5 separate regions of the Homo sapiens genome follow, and all the other regions are linked to region 3. Evidence: chromatin contacts called from ENCODE Hi-C or POLR2A ChIA-PET data. All regions are on one chromosome and are shown on one strand. The core of a region is the stretch at or near the end of the contact, and the rest is flanking DNA. Distances in the headings are between cores, read along the strand shown. Region 1 overlaps SEPTIN9 (septin 9). Region 2 overlaps SEPTIN9 (septin 9). Region 3 holds the start of TNRC6C (trinucleotide repeat containing adaptor 6C). Region 4 overlaps SEPTIN9 (septin 9). Region 5 overlaps SEPTIN9 (septin 9).

What was found. A loop is a pair of places that touch in the nucleus more often than their neighbours do. ChIA-PET counts read pairs that join two places held with the same protein, here RNA polymerase II (POLR2A). Pooled maps may share reads with other maps.
Region 1: a map of B cell shows a loop between it and region 3 (3-fold over the local background). The contact joins the enhancer-like site here to the promoter of TNRC6C in region 3. A Hi-C loop is called at or near these places in 1 of 168 maps with a recorded cell type or tissue (B cell), 2 of 37 single-sample maps with no recorded cell type and 5 of 50 pooled maps. POLR2A ChIA-PET finds 5 or more read pairs at or near these places in 11 of 52 experiments (CD4-positive, alpha-beta T cell, CD4-positive, alpha-beta memory T cell, H1 and 8 more).
Region 2: a map of B cell shows a loop between it and region 3 (13-fold over the local background). The contact joins the enhancer-like site here to the promoter of TNRC6C in region 3. A Hi-C loop is called at or near these places in 5 of 168 maps with a recorded cell type or tissue (B cell, CD8-positive, alpha-beta T cell, GM12878 and 2 more), 11 of 37 single-sample maps with no recorded cell type and 20 of 50 pooled maps. POLR2A ChIA-PET finds 5 or more read pairs at or near these places in 12 of 52 experiments (A549, AG04449, AG04450 and 9 more).
Region 4: a loop to region 3 is called in a map of sigmoid colon, with 5 times the contacts of the local background. The contact joins the enhancer-like site here to the promoter of TNRC6C in region 3. A Hi-C loop is called at or near these places in 2 of 168 maps with a recorded cell type or tissue (ascending aorta and sigmoid colon), 2 of 37 single-sample maps with no recorded cell type and 8 of 50 pooled maps. POLR2A ChIA-PET finds 5 or more read pairs at or near these places in 18 of 52 experiments (A549, AG04449, AG04450 and 14 more).
Region 5: POLR2A ChIA-PET joins it to region 3 with 11 read pairs in naive thymus-derived CD8-positive, alpha-beta T cell. The contact joins the enhancer-like site here to the promoter of TNRC6C in region 3. A Hi-C loop is called at or near these places in 1 of 168 maps with a recorded cell type or tissue (naive thymus-derived CD4-positive, alpha-beta T cell) and 7 of 50 pooled maps. POLR2A ChIA-PET finds 5 or more read pairs at or near these places in 14 of 52 experiments (BJ, CD4-positive, alpha-beta T cell, CD4-positive, alpha-beta memory T cell and 9 more).

The regions. Positions count from the first base shown.
Region 1 is chr17:77,408,124-77,410,823 of GRCh38, forward strand. All of the region lies in intron 3 of SEPTIN9 (septin 9), which reads left to right. Among named protein-coding and RNA genes, the nearest start is that of MIR4316, 12 kb to the left of the region's middle. RefSeq lists an enhancer at 1,091-1,595. Within about 2 kb of position 1,285, at least 24 of the 41 ENCODE cell types and tissues checked have a DNase peak (open chromatin) inside an H3K27ac peak, as active enhancers do; they include B cell, CD4-positive, alpha-beta T cell and OCI-LY7, where a contact is called at or near this core.
Region 2 is chr17:77,324,332-77,327,031 of GRCh38, forward strand. All of the region lies in intron 2 of SEPTIN9 (septin 9), which reads left to right. Among named protein-coding and RNA genes, the nearest start is that of SEPTIN9-DT, 44 kb to the left of the region's middle. RefSeq lists enhancers at 713-982, 1,093-1,402, 1,594-2,512. Within about 2 kb of position 1,365, at least 34 of the 41 ENCODE cell types and tissues checked have a DNase peak (open chromatin) inside an H3K27ac peak, as active enhancers do; they include B cell, CD4-positive, alpha-beta T cell, CD8-positive, alpha-beta T cell and 3 more, where a contact is called at or near this core.
Region 3 is chr17:77,957,284-77,959,983 of GRCh38, forward strand. TNRC6C (trinucleotide repeat containing adaptor 6C) reads left to right here and starts at 1,420. Exons shown (of 23, transcript NM_001142640.2): 1 at 1,420-1,985. RefSeq lists silencers at 1,035-1,084, 1,105-1,564 and enhancers at 1,237-1,796, 1,797-2,355.
Region 4 is chr17:77,425,069-77,427,768 of GRCh38, forward strand. All of the region lies in intron 3 of SEPTIN9 (septin 9), which reads left to right. It overlaps LOC112268199 (a long non-coding RNA gene), which reads right to left. Exons shown (of 2, transcript XR_002958141.2): 2 at 1-2,700. Among named protein-coding and RNA genes, the nearest start is that of MIR4316, 29 kb to the left of the region's middle. RefSeq lists enhancers at 773-862, 1,495-2,403. Within about 2 kb of position 1,388, at least 33 of the 41 ENCODE cell types and tissues checked have a DNase peak (open chromatin) inside an H3K27ac peak, as active enhancers do; they include CD4-positive, alpha-beta T cell, ascending aorta and sigmoid colon, where a contact is called at or near this core.
Region 5 is chr17:77,382,703-77,385,402 of GRCh38, forward strand. All of the region lies in intron 2 of SEPTIN9 (septin 9), which reads left to right. Among named protein-coding and RNA genes, the nearest start is that of MIR4316, 13 kb to the right of the region's middle. RefSeq lists enhancers at 1-382, 383-920. Within about 2 kb of position 1,354, at least 20 of the 41 ENCODE cell types and tissues checked have a DNase peak (open chromatin) inside an H3K27ac peak, as active enhancers do.

The DNA of each region.
Region 1 (2,700 bases), core at 35-2,534, 550 kb before region 3:
AGTGCCCAGCTCAGTTCTGGGCATGTCCCAGCTCTGCCCCATGAGTCAACTGGTTCTGAACTATCATTCCACCCCTCCCAGCCTCAATTTCTTGATCTGTCAAAGAGGCATCTGCAGAGGTGGCTGGGGGCTGAGCTCTCATGTATCCACCCACCCCAAGAACCAAGAAGGGAGTCCACAGTGGTTCTGGGGCCACTTGTGAACATGGATGTGAAATTGGGGCGGGGTAGACATGGCAGCATGTCTCAGTAGTTTTCCTGTGACCCAGAGGGTCTGGAAATCTTTGTCATGTGGGTGGAGCGTTGAGGGAGCAGGGGGTCAGGCCCCCCCGAGCTGATGATGGTGGGCGTGGCTCTTCGCATACTTGGTCCGCACCGGGCCGTGTGTTCCAGGGGCAGAACAGGGAGGAATCTCAGCACAGACAGCAGGGCTGCCAGTACAGCGTTGAGTATAGGGTTAATCAAAGCACAGGGCTCCCTGGAACCACCCAACACAGAGCAGTGAAGAGGTGGCTTTGGGGAAAGTGGGGTCAGAGCTGAGCCTGAGTGGGGGGTGGGGAGGGCGGGCATCAGCCTGCAAGGGAGGGACACCTACTGGGCCCCAGAAGTTCCTGGTGGGGATCAGGGACTGTGAAGTTGGGGAGAGGGTGACCACTGTGATTTAGGGAGGAAGGGCCCCATAGACAGCCCAGCTTCTGGCCCCGTGTTTACAGGACACCCCACATAGGCTCTGAGCCTATCCCTGGACTGTGGACTCCCTGAGGCAGGGTGTGCAGGTTCGTCCAGTACCAGGTGTAAGGCAGGGGGCCTTGGTAAGCGTCGAGGGACTCACTGGTGTCTGATGAAGCAGTGAGTTTGGATCGTGTCATGCCTCGGGTCCTGAGCCTGCAGGATTTTTCTGTGGGGCTGTGTGCTTCTGCTTCTGGAGGTGTCCAGAAGGCACTGACGTTCCTGCCGGGATGCCTTACTCGGAAGGTCCCGCTGCTCCCACCTCCTCCCATTTTCCTGAGCTGCTTGCAGAGGGCACCCAGGTCCCCTTTTACTTTGGGATTGGGTCTCTTTCTCTTTCCCCTTCTAAGAACAAGTACCCTCCTTCTCCGAACTGTCCCTGGAGCCTCTCAGACCTAGGTCTAGAGTGGGAAGTCCCGCATGTGCTGGGGGAACAGGAATCAATGCGGGAGGATTGGCCAGGCCCGGTGTGTCTCCTTCGTGGTGGGACGGGGTGGGGCCAGAGAACAGAGCCTGGCTCCAGAGCCCAGGAAGAGAACCCCTCCCCTCGCCGGCCTGCCAAGCACCGTGCAGTGGTGAGAGGAAAGGAGGGCTGGTCCGGGAATGCAGCGGGTGCCGAGCAGCTGTGGAATACCTTAAATAGAGCGCAGCTGCGGGGAAGGGTGGGGCCAGGAGGCAGGCGCTGGGGGCGGTTTCTCTGCTCCGCCCCCTGCAGCTCTGTGGCCCTGACCACCCAGCCTGGCCCCAGGATGGAGCCCCGGCCCCCAGACACATGGCACTGGGTGAGGCCGCCTCTCAGCACTTGTCCCAGGAAGTCAGAGCAGCTGCCAGAAGAGAGAGGAGCTGTGTCTGTACCCGCCGCCTCCCAGGCCCGGGACAGCTGCCGGGATTGAGGGTCTGCACAATGGCGAGCCTGTCCGGAGGGGCGCGCCGCGGCCAGACAGCCATGCTCTGTGCGGTGTGGACAGAGGGCACATTCAGCCCTGGAGGAGCGCACTCAGACTCCCCGCCTCGGGGCCCAAAGTGTGGGCAGCCCCTAACCAGACCCTGGATTCCAGCAGACAGCCTGGGAGGATGCCATGTGGTCCACCCTGACACACTGTCTCACCTGTGACCTCATTTCTGAGAGCTGCAGGGAGGCGCTTCCTCAGTTGGACTCCACTTCCTCTCCGGGGTTTTCTGTGGGTGTTATAAGTGACTCTGTCTCCTTCAGTCCAAGGGGGGCTCCTGGGGTATGGGCTGTAACTGACAGGCTAGAGTAGCCCATGGCCAGGGCTGAGCTTCCTTCCCGTTCTCTCTGAACACTGGGCCCAGGAAGGGGTTAAAGTGGAGATGCTCTGATTAAAGTTGAGGGAGGCATGGAGCTCCCCTGACCCTGTCCCCCCATCCCACTGCTGCTACTGGGTGTACTCTGTGGAGCCCCAGGACTCTTAAAGAACCCAGAGTGGAGATTCCCGGTCTCATCCAGTGCAGGTGAGGGGGAAAGTGATTTGTCCACAGTTACATGGCTACCATCAGCACACCTGGGTCAAGCTCGATTCCACTCCACGGCCCCTGTCTGAAACCTGGAACTGGAAATGGCCCTGGAAATCACTGATTCCATCTGCCGCCTTCCAAAATGGCCCGCAGAGGTTAAGATATAGACTCCTGTAATGCCTTGCCCACTCGTGTGTGGGGAAATGGCAGAGGAGCACCGGCTTTGCCCTCACACTGCCTGGGCTGCCGCCCCTGCCCTGCCTAGTGGCTTTCCTCTCTGGTCCGTTTTCTCATTGTGGAAGTGGGCACAATTCTTCCTGTGCAGCGTGGTTAGAGTGGACAGTGATGATTCGTGAAGCAGGGTGGAGCGCCTGGGGGATTCGTGTTAAACAAGCACATAAACAAAAGCCAACACAACCCTTACTTAATCAGCAAGCAGGCCTTGTCTGAAGCCCCTGGGCAGCACCTCATGCCATCCCTAGGTTCCAGGCCGGTG
Region 2 (2,700 bases), core at 115-2,614, 630 kb before region 3:
TTGTCCCCGTGTGTCTGGATGCACAGCATGGTTCCATGTCCCAGACTCCTTGCTGGACCCCTCTGGCCCTTTGGGGTGGCCTTTGGCCTTTTCCACTCGTTTCTGTGCTCCTGGTGAGGTGTCGGGGTCGGGCTTAGCCCCTGCAGGAATTCTGGGGACAGCATGGAGCCGGCAACTCCCCACCAGGCGTCTTCCTACCTGCCCAGAGCTCATGGTTGTGAGGGGTCTCTCCTTGTGGTTTTGATTTGCAATTCCCCAGTGGTTAGTGATGTTGAGCATCTTTTCGTGTTTATTGCTCATTTGCACATATTCTTGCAGAAATGTCTGTCCAAGTCCTTTACCTGTGTTTGATTTGGATGATTGTTGTTGCTGAGTGTTAGGAGATCTGTAGATTAATATCCAGATACTAATCCCATATCTGACCTATGATTTGCTGCCATTCCATGGATTGCCTTCTCCCCACGTTGTTAGTGCCCTTTGATATGCAATTTTTTTTTTTTTTTTTGAGATGGAGTCTGACTCTGTTGCCCAGGCTGGAGTGCAGTGGCATGATCTTGGCTCACTGCAACCTCCGCCTCCCTGGTTCCAGCGATTTTCCTGCCTCAGCCTCCTGAGTAGTTGGGATTACAGGCACCCGCCACCACACCCAGCTAATTTTTGTATTTTTAGTAGAGACGGGGTTTCACTGTGTTGACTAAGTTGGTCTCGAACTCCTGACCTCAAGTAATCCACCCGTCTCGGCCTCCCAAAGTGCCGGAGTTACAGGCGTGAGTCACCGCACCCAGGCTGATATGCAAATATTTTAAACTTCTATGACGTTCCACTTTATCTATTTGTTCTTCTGTTGCCTGTGCTTTTGGCGCCATATCCAAGAAATCATTGCCAAATGCAACGTCAGGAAGCTTTTCCCCTGTGTTTTCTTCTAAGAGTTTTGTGGTTTTAGCTCTTGAGTTTAGGTCTTTGATGCAAGTTGAGTTGATTTTTGCATGTGGTGTAAGGGCTGGTCCAGCCTCATGCTCTGGGCTCTTGATTCACTTCTCTTCTTTTCTCACGCCCAGCTGGTTCCGCTGGGTGGCGGGGAGGAGTGGGGAAGTCCCGGGCTGGGCCTGCACTCGATCATCCCCTCTCAGGCCAGCCAGGGAGTCTCAGCTCCTGCCCAGGACCTGGCTGGACGTGCTCCCTACCGGGAAAGCCTGGGCCGTCTTTCTAGGCTGATGGCAGGGCCAGCCCGGGGCGTCCTGAGGCCTGCCCTGCGGACATGCCCCTTGTTCTAGGTGGTGTGGCTGCCCGGCCTGCGTGTGAGACCAGCTGTCTGTGCTTCAGGCCATGGAGGCTGAGTGTTTCCAGCCTGTCCCCTTGCTCGGCTCTCCCTCTGGGGAAGCCCCTGCAGCCCATTCTCTGCCTCCGCTTCTGCCATCTGTGCCTTTGTCTGCTTCCTGTTTGGAGGTGGTCATCCCTGGGGCCACCCCTCATGATCTGGACACAAGTCTCCATCCTGAAGCCACCACCCAAACCCCTGTGCCTCAAACCCCTCCCACCCACCACATGGGTTTCCACTGTGACCAACTCAGCAGCTGATGAAGCTTCCCTTGGGGCTCTCCTAGCAACGGGGAGCTGGCTTTCCCGGAGGCCTGGCCTCTCCCTAAGTGGAAGTGGGGCGTGAGGGTGTCAGCCTTTTTCTGCTGCCTGGTGCTCTAGGTTGGCTTGTCACCCCTGGAAGCACTTGCCATCCTTATACAGCACCCCACACCCACCTCCCCGCCTCCTACCCCTTCTTCCAAGGGGTCATCTCTGCTTCCCTCCCCACCCAACCTCACCCATGTGGTCCGCCCAGCAACCTTTGACCCCCAACATGACAAAATAAACCTCCCTTGCCGGTCACTCATTCATTCATTCAGCATTGGGTGCTCCCTGTGGACTTGGCGCTGGGGTCCCGTGGAGGACAAAGCCAGACACAGTCCTTGCCCTCATGGGACTGCACAAGTGCAAGACCACATCAGTAAACGTGAAACACAGGAAGTGACAGGTGTGACAAAGGGGACCAGTGGCAGGACAGAACCTGCGGTTCGTAGGACCAGGTCAGGAGGGCTGCCTCGGGGGGACACCTTCGGGCTGAGCGCAGAAGGATGAGGGGAGTAAACCAGGCTCAAACCCAGCAGGCAGAGGCGATCGCTGCAGGCAACCGGCAATGTGTTCAAAGGCCCTGGGGCGCGGGGGGCTGAGGCCGGCAGCACGGCAGGAAGTAAGACTGGGGTTGAAAGAGACTGACTGTCATGTTGTGAAATATACACTTGGTTTTCATCTCCATTTCCTGGCACACAACTCCTAAAATCCTTGGAATCTCCAAAGTGATGTCTTTTTGGATGCTCATGATTGACAGACCAGCTGGCAGCTTCAGGATGGTTCCCAGGGAAGACCAGGTAGAATCACAAGGTTCAGCACCACCCCGCAACCTCCAGGTAGGGGAGAGGGGCTGAAGGTTAAGCAGATCATCAGCGGCCAATGATTGAATCAATCATGCCTTCGTAATGAGGCCTCCGTGAACACTCAGAAGGATGGGGTTCCGGGAGCTTCTGGATGGATGAGCATGTGGAGGCTCCTGGAGGGTGGAGCGCCTGGGGAGCACATGGAAGCTCTGCGTCCCTCCCCCATACCTTGCCCTACACATCTCTTCCCCTGTATCCTTTGTAATATCCTTTA
Region 3 (2,700 bases), core at 170-2,669:
CCTCCATGTCAGCTCCCTCTGCCTTCAGATCCTTCTAAGGGATGTGGGTTCTCGGGAGGGGAAATACACAACACGATACAACAGACATTTGACGACCCTTTAGAGGCTGGTTGTGAATCTGACTACCGGAGGGCTTAAAATATGGCAGTAAGAAGAAAGGAGCTCATGGGACCCTGAAGGGAAACGAGAGCGGGGAATTTGTCTCTTTCATCCACAGTCGTTTCAAAGCATGACACTTGCGGTAACAAAATTGCATTGCGAAAGTACTAGTGTGTTATTATCTCCTCTTCAAGACAGGGACACGTAGACAGGGAATGGCCTCTTCCAATACCAACTTCCAAGTAGCACTGCTGATCCTCCACTGAACGATGGGGGAAAAGCTAGCCTGCTTCTGCGACCTTGCATGAAAATGGAGAAAATTCTTGGTTTCAAAATCTTCTCCTGGCTTGAACCGAAAGTTAAAAAGGGACTTTTCGAATTGCACATTGCGCCTGACCTTACCTACCACTAATGAATAATGGATATCGAGGAGCCGTGGAATGGAGGATCACGGCGGCGTACGGAGCACCGGGGAGGAATCGTGGGGTGCGTAGGCGCCGGAGCGCCCGGGTTCGGCCCGGACCGAAGGCTTGCGCGGTGAAGGTGTGGTGTCTGTGCTCCGGGGAAAGGGCTGTCTCCCCGGGGGACTGTTTCGCAGCGAGGCTTGTTTTGCTCGCAGCTGGGCGCTCCCTGGGGAGCGACTGAGCGCAAGGGCGGGCCGGGAGGCGCGAGGCGAGCACGATGCTCCAGGGCCCCAAGGACTCGTGTGCGTGTGCGTGTGCAAAGTGGGGCGGTGCAGGGCGTGTGCACGGCACGGGCGAGACGCGCGCCGGTGCGGGCGCCGGGCGCCGCCGGGCGCAATTACAGCATAAAGCCCGGGCGCCGCGGGGCGCTGGCCCGGAGAACCCACCGGACGCGCAGAACCGGATCGGCACCCCTCCCGCCAGCACCCTAACGCGGAGCCACAGCGCCCAGGGACCGGAGGGCAGGCGGCGGCGGTAAAGGACACCACGCAAGTCTCCACGTAACCCCCCCGAGCAGTGCAAGCTCCCAGGACTGGCGCGCGTCCCGGCCACTCGGAGCGCGCACCGCTCGCACCCCGGCGCGCTCCCCGCGCGGTGCAGGGAACCACAGCGCGGGCGGGTATTAAGGGGAAAGGAGGAGGCGTGGCCTGGCCGAGGAGCCAATGGGCCGGGAGGGGCGCGCGGGGGAGGAGCTCAGGTGCAGAGTGCCGATTGGCCAGTTCGCCCTCCGGTATGCAGATACGGTGGGAGTCACGTGCTAGGGGCCGGGACGACTTCCTGTTGGAGGCCAACGCGGGGCGGGGAAGGGGGCGCGAGCGCCCCGTCTGGCTGAAGCGGGGGGAGGGGGGTTCTTGTCAGTTAGAGCAACAAGATGGCCGCGGTGGCAGCTCCGCACCTCAGCGCGACGGCCCCGGGAGCCGTAGCCGCCGCCGCCGGCCCCGCCGCCGCGCAGTCTTGAGCGCCGCCCGGGCCGCCCCCTGACAGGGCAGTCCCAGCGCCCGCCGCGCTCCCGCCGCCGTCACCGTCGCAGTAGCCGCGGGCCCGCCCGAGCCGGAGGCGGAGGGAGCGGAGCGGCCCCGCGCCCAGCCGTCCGCAGCTGCCACCGCCGCCGCCGCCGCCGCCTAGGACCCGGACCCCGCCGGAGCCGCATCCCGCCGGGCGTGAGGAGGAGGACGCGTCGCGGCGTTGCCGGGGCCGGACCTGGACCTGCCGGGACGCGCCGCCGCCCACTCGCCCGCGCCGCCGCCGCAGCCGCCGCCGCCGCCCGCGCCGGGACCTGAGTCCGTGGCGCCGGCGCTGAGCGGGCCCCCGCCGCCCGCGCACTCCCGAGGCCCTCGGGCGGTTGTTCGTGCCGCCGCCGCCGCCAGGCCCGCGCCACCGGAGCCCCGCGGAGCCGCCGCCGCCGCCGGGGACGGAGCCCAGGTGAGCGCGGCAGTCCGCCCGCTCCTCGCCGCAGCCGCAACTTTGCCGGGAGGTTCGCGGGCCCTTTGTTCGGCCGAGCCGAGCCGGGGCGGGCGCTGGCCCCTAGCGACCCGCGTGCGGCGCCAGGCCCCGGGCCGGCCGGGTTTGAGGGGAGCGGCGGGAAGCGGCCGGGGCCGGGGCGCGTGTGTGCTAGTGTGAGACGGGGCTGTGCAGACGCCCGGTGTGCATCACAATCAAACGGGAGTGGAATGGAGGGCTGAAGATGGATGTGCCCCCTCCCTTTTAAAACTCATGCAGCGGTGAAATTCGGTCCTTTCCGGGCAGCCCCCCGCAGATTTTGCACTGGTGATGGCAGGCGCGAACCCGCCGTGTTTTGGTGCAGGAGCCCGGTGCCGTTGTTTGGGGGAAGAGAAAAACCCGGGGCGTGCTGCGGGTGGGCGGAGAAGGACCCCTGGGCGCTCTGCGGCTCTGAAATCAGGTGGATTTTCTAACGGTGCTGCGGACTGCGGAGTAATGCGTATGAGGAAAACGAGCCGTACAACATCTGTCCTGTTATCAGATAACGTAACCCGAGCGCCTGGTTGCCGCCTCTGCTTTAAGCGGTGCCTCCTTTGCACCTTTACCTTGAGGACGAGATTTAATTAATTGATTCGTAGCTATGAAAATGTGCAGATGTGGATGTGGGGGTTCCCTGCCTGTTAACCTGGGGAAGAAA
Region 4 (2,700 bases), core at 138-2,637, 530 kb before region 3:
GGCAGGCGGCCAAAGTGAGCTCTGCTCCAGTCCCCCCACCCCCGGGGCTGTTCCTGGCGCCCTGCCCTCCCCCAGAGCCCCACTGACCTGCACCATGTGACCCGGGCCTGGGAAGATGGGCCCAGCTGTGGGAGGTCGTGCGGGCTGGGGACTGAGAGTGCCGGAGGAGGGCCTCCCAGGAAAACCCAGCTGCACAGGAAGCCGGGCCAGCGGCCTCCGGAAGCCTCTGGGCTTTGCAAGCTGGACTCCCCAGATCTGTGGCTGTGGGGCCCTCTCCTGCCTGCAGCTGAGAGCCCTTGACCCGCACCTGAGGGCTTCAGAGGTCCGGGAGGGGGATGTGACCGTGTCCCCAGGGTGAAGCCCACCCGAGTGTCACTCTGGATACAGCCCTCACCTCTTCCTGGCCCCCTCTCTGGTCATGGGGACGCTGCCTGGGGGGGGTTCCCTTACATGGAAGGAGCTGCAGCTGAGCTGGCGGGCCTCGCACACCCCCAAGGCCGCCTGACTTCCAGCCTCCAAGTGGGGTTGCATTCACCACTCAGGACCTGGAGCCTCAGCCAGAGAGGGACCCTCCACTGCCTCTTTCTCTGTCTCTTGGGAAAGGTAGGGTCTTTGTGCCCCCTCCCACCCAGGGACCTGGCATGTTGGGAGGCTAAGAGGAAGCTGCCCCCCGCTCATCTACCCCCCAACCCTCCCAGCCAGCAGAGTTTTACCTGTGTGCTTAGAATCTGTGCGTGGAGCCAGAAGTCACAAGGTTGGCCCAGCTGTGTCTGACCCTGGTTGTGCGGTCTTGGACAGTCCCAGCCCTCCTGGAGCTGAGCATCCTGATCTGTAGAGGAGAGGCTGCTGTGCCGGCCCCGCAGGGCCCTGTGCAGAGGGGAGTGTGTGCGGCTGTGAGTTCAGGCCATGCCCTCAGACTGGAGGATAGGATCGGAACAGTGGGTCAGGATGGCCAGAGGGTCCCAGCCTCAGGAGGAGGCCTCCACACCTCCCAGCACCTCCACACCAGGAAATGCAGCCAGGCCCCCAGGCCTCCCATGTCAGGAAGCAGCACCCCGCCCCCCACCTCTGGTTGCCTGGGCCTGAGAAGTTGAGCACTCCTCCCGAATCCGAGTGCCCTCTGACCCCTGCTTGGGTAGTTGTCCCTCCTGAACTGACCGCCTGTCCTACACAGTCCCCTGTGGTTTGCCCGACAGGGTGGCCAGCGAGTCCCCTGCACAGCACACCTCCCCCAGGAGTGCTGCCTGTGATGATGGTGTAAAGGGTGCCCCCCCGAGCCCCCGGAGGCATGCAGTGGCGCAACAGCGTGAGCCCAGGAGCCCCGGTGAGCTCCTGGATGGAGAATCTGTTCAGATCACTCCCCAGCCTAAACCTTCCCTGGGTGTCTGCTGTGCTTGGGGCGCTGACTCATCGTGGGGCGGCCTGTGAGACCCTACGTCACCTGGCCACTCCCCTCAGCCCCTGTTCACTGCACCGGTCCCCTGGCCTGGCTGCTCCTGGAACATGAGGGCTCATCCTCACGGAAGAATATTCACTTGTTCCCTCCTGGAAAGTCCCTCCCTAGACCTCCTGGCCGCCTCATTCAGGTCTTGCTGAAGCGCTGCCATCTTGGAGAGGCCTCCCTGTCACCCGCAGTTAAAACAGCCCTCCCATGCCTGTGGGTGGCTTTCTATGGGGCATGGATGAGTATTGGAGAGTCTTGCCGTTTATTTGTTCATATGCCCTCTGGGAGGGCAGGGGACACTGACTTGTGTTGTGGGTGCCTTGCATGTCACGGGTGCTCAGTGAATGCCTGTTAAGCATTAGGGGAGCACAAAGGAGGGAAGCCTCTGTCCAACTGGAGCAGTCAGGGAAGACTTCCTGGAGGAAGTGGTATCTGGTCTGCTTAGAATGTGGCGATTTGTCTGTATGCAGACATTAGATTAGAGGGCAAAGGCCATTATCATAACTTAGCAGACAGCTACAAGCAGCTAAGGAATTGCTATGACATGGACTGCTCGTGATTGGAGCTAAGAAGGAGTCAGAGACAGAGGTCCCTGTGCTCTGGCGTGAGTCCTTGGGGGAGGCTGAGCTCCCAGAATGTGGGGCCGCCTGTGCAGAGGCCGGAGGTGGGAGACACACCTGTGAGTGCCGGTGAGTGTGGGGTGAGCCACTGGGGCTGGATCAGAAGATGGGAATCCCTAAACCCACCAACCAGCCTTGGTGCCCTGGGAGTGACAGGAGACGGGGCTTCTGGGGGACTAACCCAGCACAAGTGGACGAGATGGGATGCAGGGGAAAGGACAAAGCTCTCTGAGGCTTTGGGAAGCTGAGTTAGGGTAGAGCCATGACAGGGTGAGTTCCAGAAGCAACACAAGAAAAAATAGCTAGACTGGGTTTTCCCTTCACTGTGGGAGATGCCCCACCTCACTTCCCCCGTCCTCCGGGCTCTGGCAATGGGCTGGGCACAGTGAATGGGTTCCATCTGCAGGAGTGGTCACACCCCTTGGGCACAGCTGCCTCATACACTGTATTGAGATGGGATCCGAGGCCGGGAAGAACAGCTTCTTCTGTAGGTTGACATTGTCAGCCTTCGGGGAGGGAAGGACGGCAGGGGGCCTGGAGCATCTCCTTTTGCCATCCACACTCTGTGCCTGCCTGCAGGGTCTTGAGCCCTGTCTGTTCTGCCTCAGTCCTGGTCAGGAACTTGTTGGAGCCCAT
Region 5 (2,700 bases), core at 104-2,603, 570 kb before region 3:
TTTTTTTTCTAAACTACAAAAGAAACCCTTGGCCGCCTGGGCCCCTTGGGGTCGGGTGGGGGAGGAGATCCTTCATTCGCACCTTTGCAGGCCCAGTACTGTGCAGAGGGAGGAGGGTGGAGGCAAAGGCGAGGGAGGAGGGTGGAAGCAAAGGCGGGGTCCCTCCCTAGCCCCGCTGCCCTGCCTGGTTGCTGCTCTCAGACCCCTACTCCTGGCCCGGAAACATGGAATCTTGGGACAGCTGGGGTAGGGGGCACAGAACGGAGACCCTGGTGAGGGAGGAACTCTTTCTCCAGCCCTGGCTGTGGCCACAGCAAGGCCAGGCTGGGAGGACCTCACTCAAATATTTACATCTCTCCTAATATTTAAATGATGAAGCAGGCTCCTGCACACAGCTGCCCTGGAGCCAGCTGTTGCCTGCCCTACCCTCCCTCTCTCCCTCCCTCTTTCTTTCCCTCCCTCTTTCTCTCCCTCCCTCCTTCTCTCCCTCCCTCCCTCTTGCATTCTTTGTCTCTGACCCAAGTCCAGGCCCTTCCAGCTGTTCTCTCCTTACCCACAGGCACCTCCTGTGACTGAGCTTCTCCTTGTTATTTTTCATAACCATTTCCTTTAATTGAGCACCTCCTAGGTGCCAGGCCCTGGGCTGGTACTTTGTATACAAGGTGTCTTTTAATCCCCACGAGAGCCCAACAAGGTAGATTGGGCTGCTGAGGCTCCAGCGCTGGAAGGCCGGCCCGGGTCCTCCCAGTCCGCACCTGCATCCATCCATCACTCCCCCACTGTGGAGACCTGTTCCCTGGCCCCTGGCTGAGCACGATGGAAATCTCTGTCTACTAGTCCTTGGAGAGTGGGGATGGCTGAGGGTCCCGACCCTGGGGTCTGACGGGGGCTGCCTCTGCCCCACTTCAGCCTGGCTGCTCTTCCACTCAATGACTGAGTTTGCAAAACCAGAATAACAGTGCTACCTGGCTGGTACTTTGGGTGGCTGGGAGGCGTGGGAGAGGGTGCACGGAGGGGCTGAGCGAGGTGTCAGCATCGTGGGGATCTCCGAGGGTAGCCTTCCCAGGCCCAGGGCGGAGTGTAGGCAGAGGGCGCGATGGCCCAGCGTGCCGGCTCACATCTGGCCTTGCCCTTGCCCACACGGCAATGTGGGGGAGTCATCAGCCTCTCAGTGCCTCAGTTTCCCATCTGTGCAATGGGGACAAGAGTAAATCACTGTCTTCAGGTATGGTAAGCACTCATACACATTGACTATTGCAGAATGAACACAGTGAGCCCTTCTTAGGCTTCTACTACATGCCAGGCAGGGTGCCAGGCCCTAGTGGAGAGGGGACAATGATGGGCAAGCTGGCTCCTGCCCTCAAGGGCTGTCGAGCAGGGAGGAAGGCGGCGGCTGCCCTGACTGTGACCCGGAGTGGGGTGATTCGCAAAGAGGCTGGCGGGAGGCTGGCTGGGGGCTGGCTGGGGGCTGCTCCCTCTCCTGCCTGTGTTCCGTGGCAGGGTATTAAACTGGCTTTTTTCATGGATTTCCGAGGCCCTGACTGTGGGACCTCGGGCAGGTTTTGGGACCTTGTGACTTTGTTCCCGCTTGTCATTCAGGCCTTTGTCCTCAGCAGTGCCCAGCACACGGCGACTTCTGCATGTCCTTCAGTGTGTGACTGACCCTGGAGCTGAGACTTGGCAGCTGAGGCTGGACATTGTCCTTGGATAACTCCCGGGGAGGTGGGGGCAGGGTGGGGCTGTGAGCTGGCAACTCCGAGTCCCTAGCAGCCTCCGAATGGAGGCTTTCCTCTTGTAGGATTCTCGGGGAGGAAGGAGGGGATGGGGGAGATGAGGCTTGTGAGTCTTCAGGAGGGCAGAGGTTCACACCTGCAGCGCCCCAGAAACACTCCGGGGTGCCCAGGCTTACCCAGCCCTCCTGAGCCAGAACCACCAAGAGTTGGGGACCAGCAGTCCATTTTTTAGCAAGATCCAGAAATGATTCTCCTGAACAGTCCGAGCCAAGAATGACATATCTGGAATCAGAACATCAGAACTACAGAGGAATCGAGAGAACGGGCCCAAAATGTGTAGGGACCTCAGCCACATGGCGCCACATGGAGGAAAGCACCCAACATCATCACTGTATGAACCTGTTTAAACACACACACACACACACACACACACACACACACACACACACACACTCCCCAGTAAAGAGTGGAAAGACATTTGTCAGAATATTGATGGAAGTTACCTGGGTTGTGGGTTTATAGATTTTTTCCCTTTGTTTTTGTGCATTTTGCAAATTTTCGGCTTTGTGCCTAAATTCCTTTTACAGTCAGGAACAAAGCAATAGATGTTATTTTTTAAAGTTCATGGGCTCGTGCCCGTAATCCCAACACTCTGGGAGGCTGAGGCAGGAGGATTCCTTAAGCCCAGGAGTTTGAGACCAGCCTGGGCAACATAGGGAGACCCCCACCTTTTTTTTTTTTTTTTTTTGACAGAGTTTCACTGTGTCCCAGGCTGAAGTGGCGGTGGCACGTTCTTGGTTCACTGCAACCTCTGCCTCCCAGGTTCAGGTGATTCTCATGCCTCAGCCTCCTGAGTAGCTGGATTACAGACACTCATATTTGTAGGATTTGAGAATCCTACAAGAGGAAAGCCTCCATTCGGAGGCTGCTGGGGACTTGGAGTTGCCAGCTCACATATTTTTTAGTA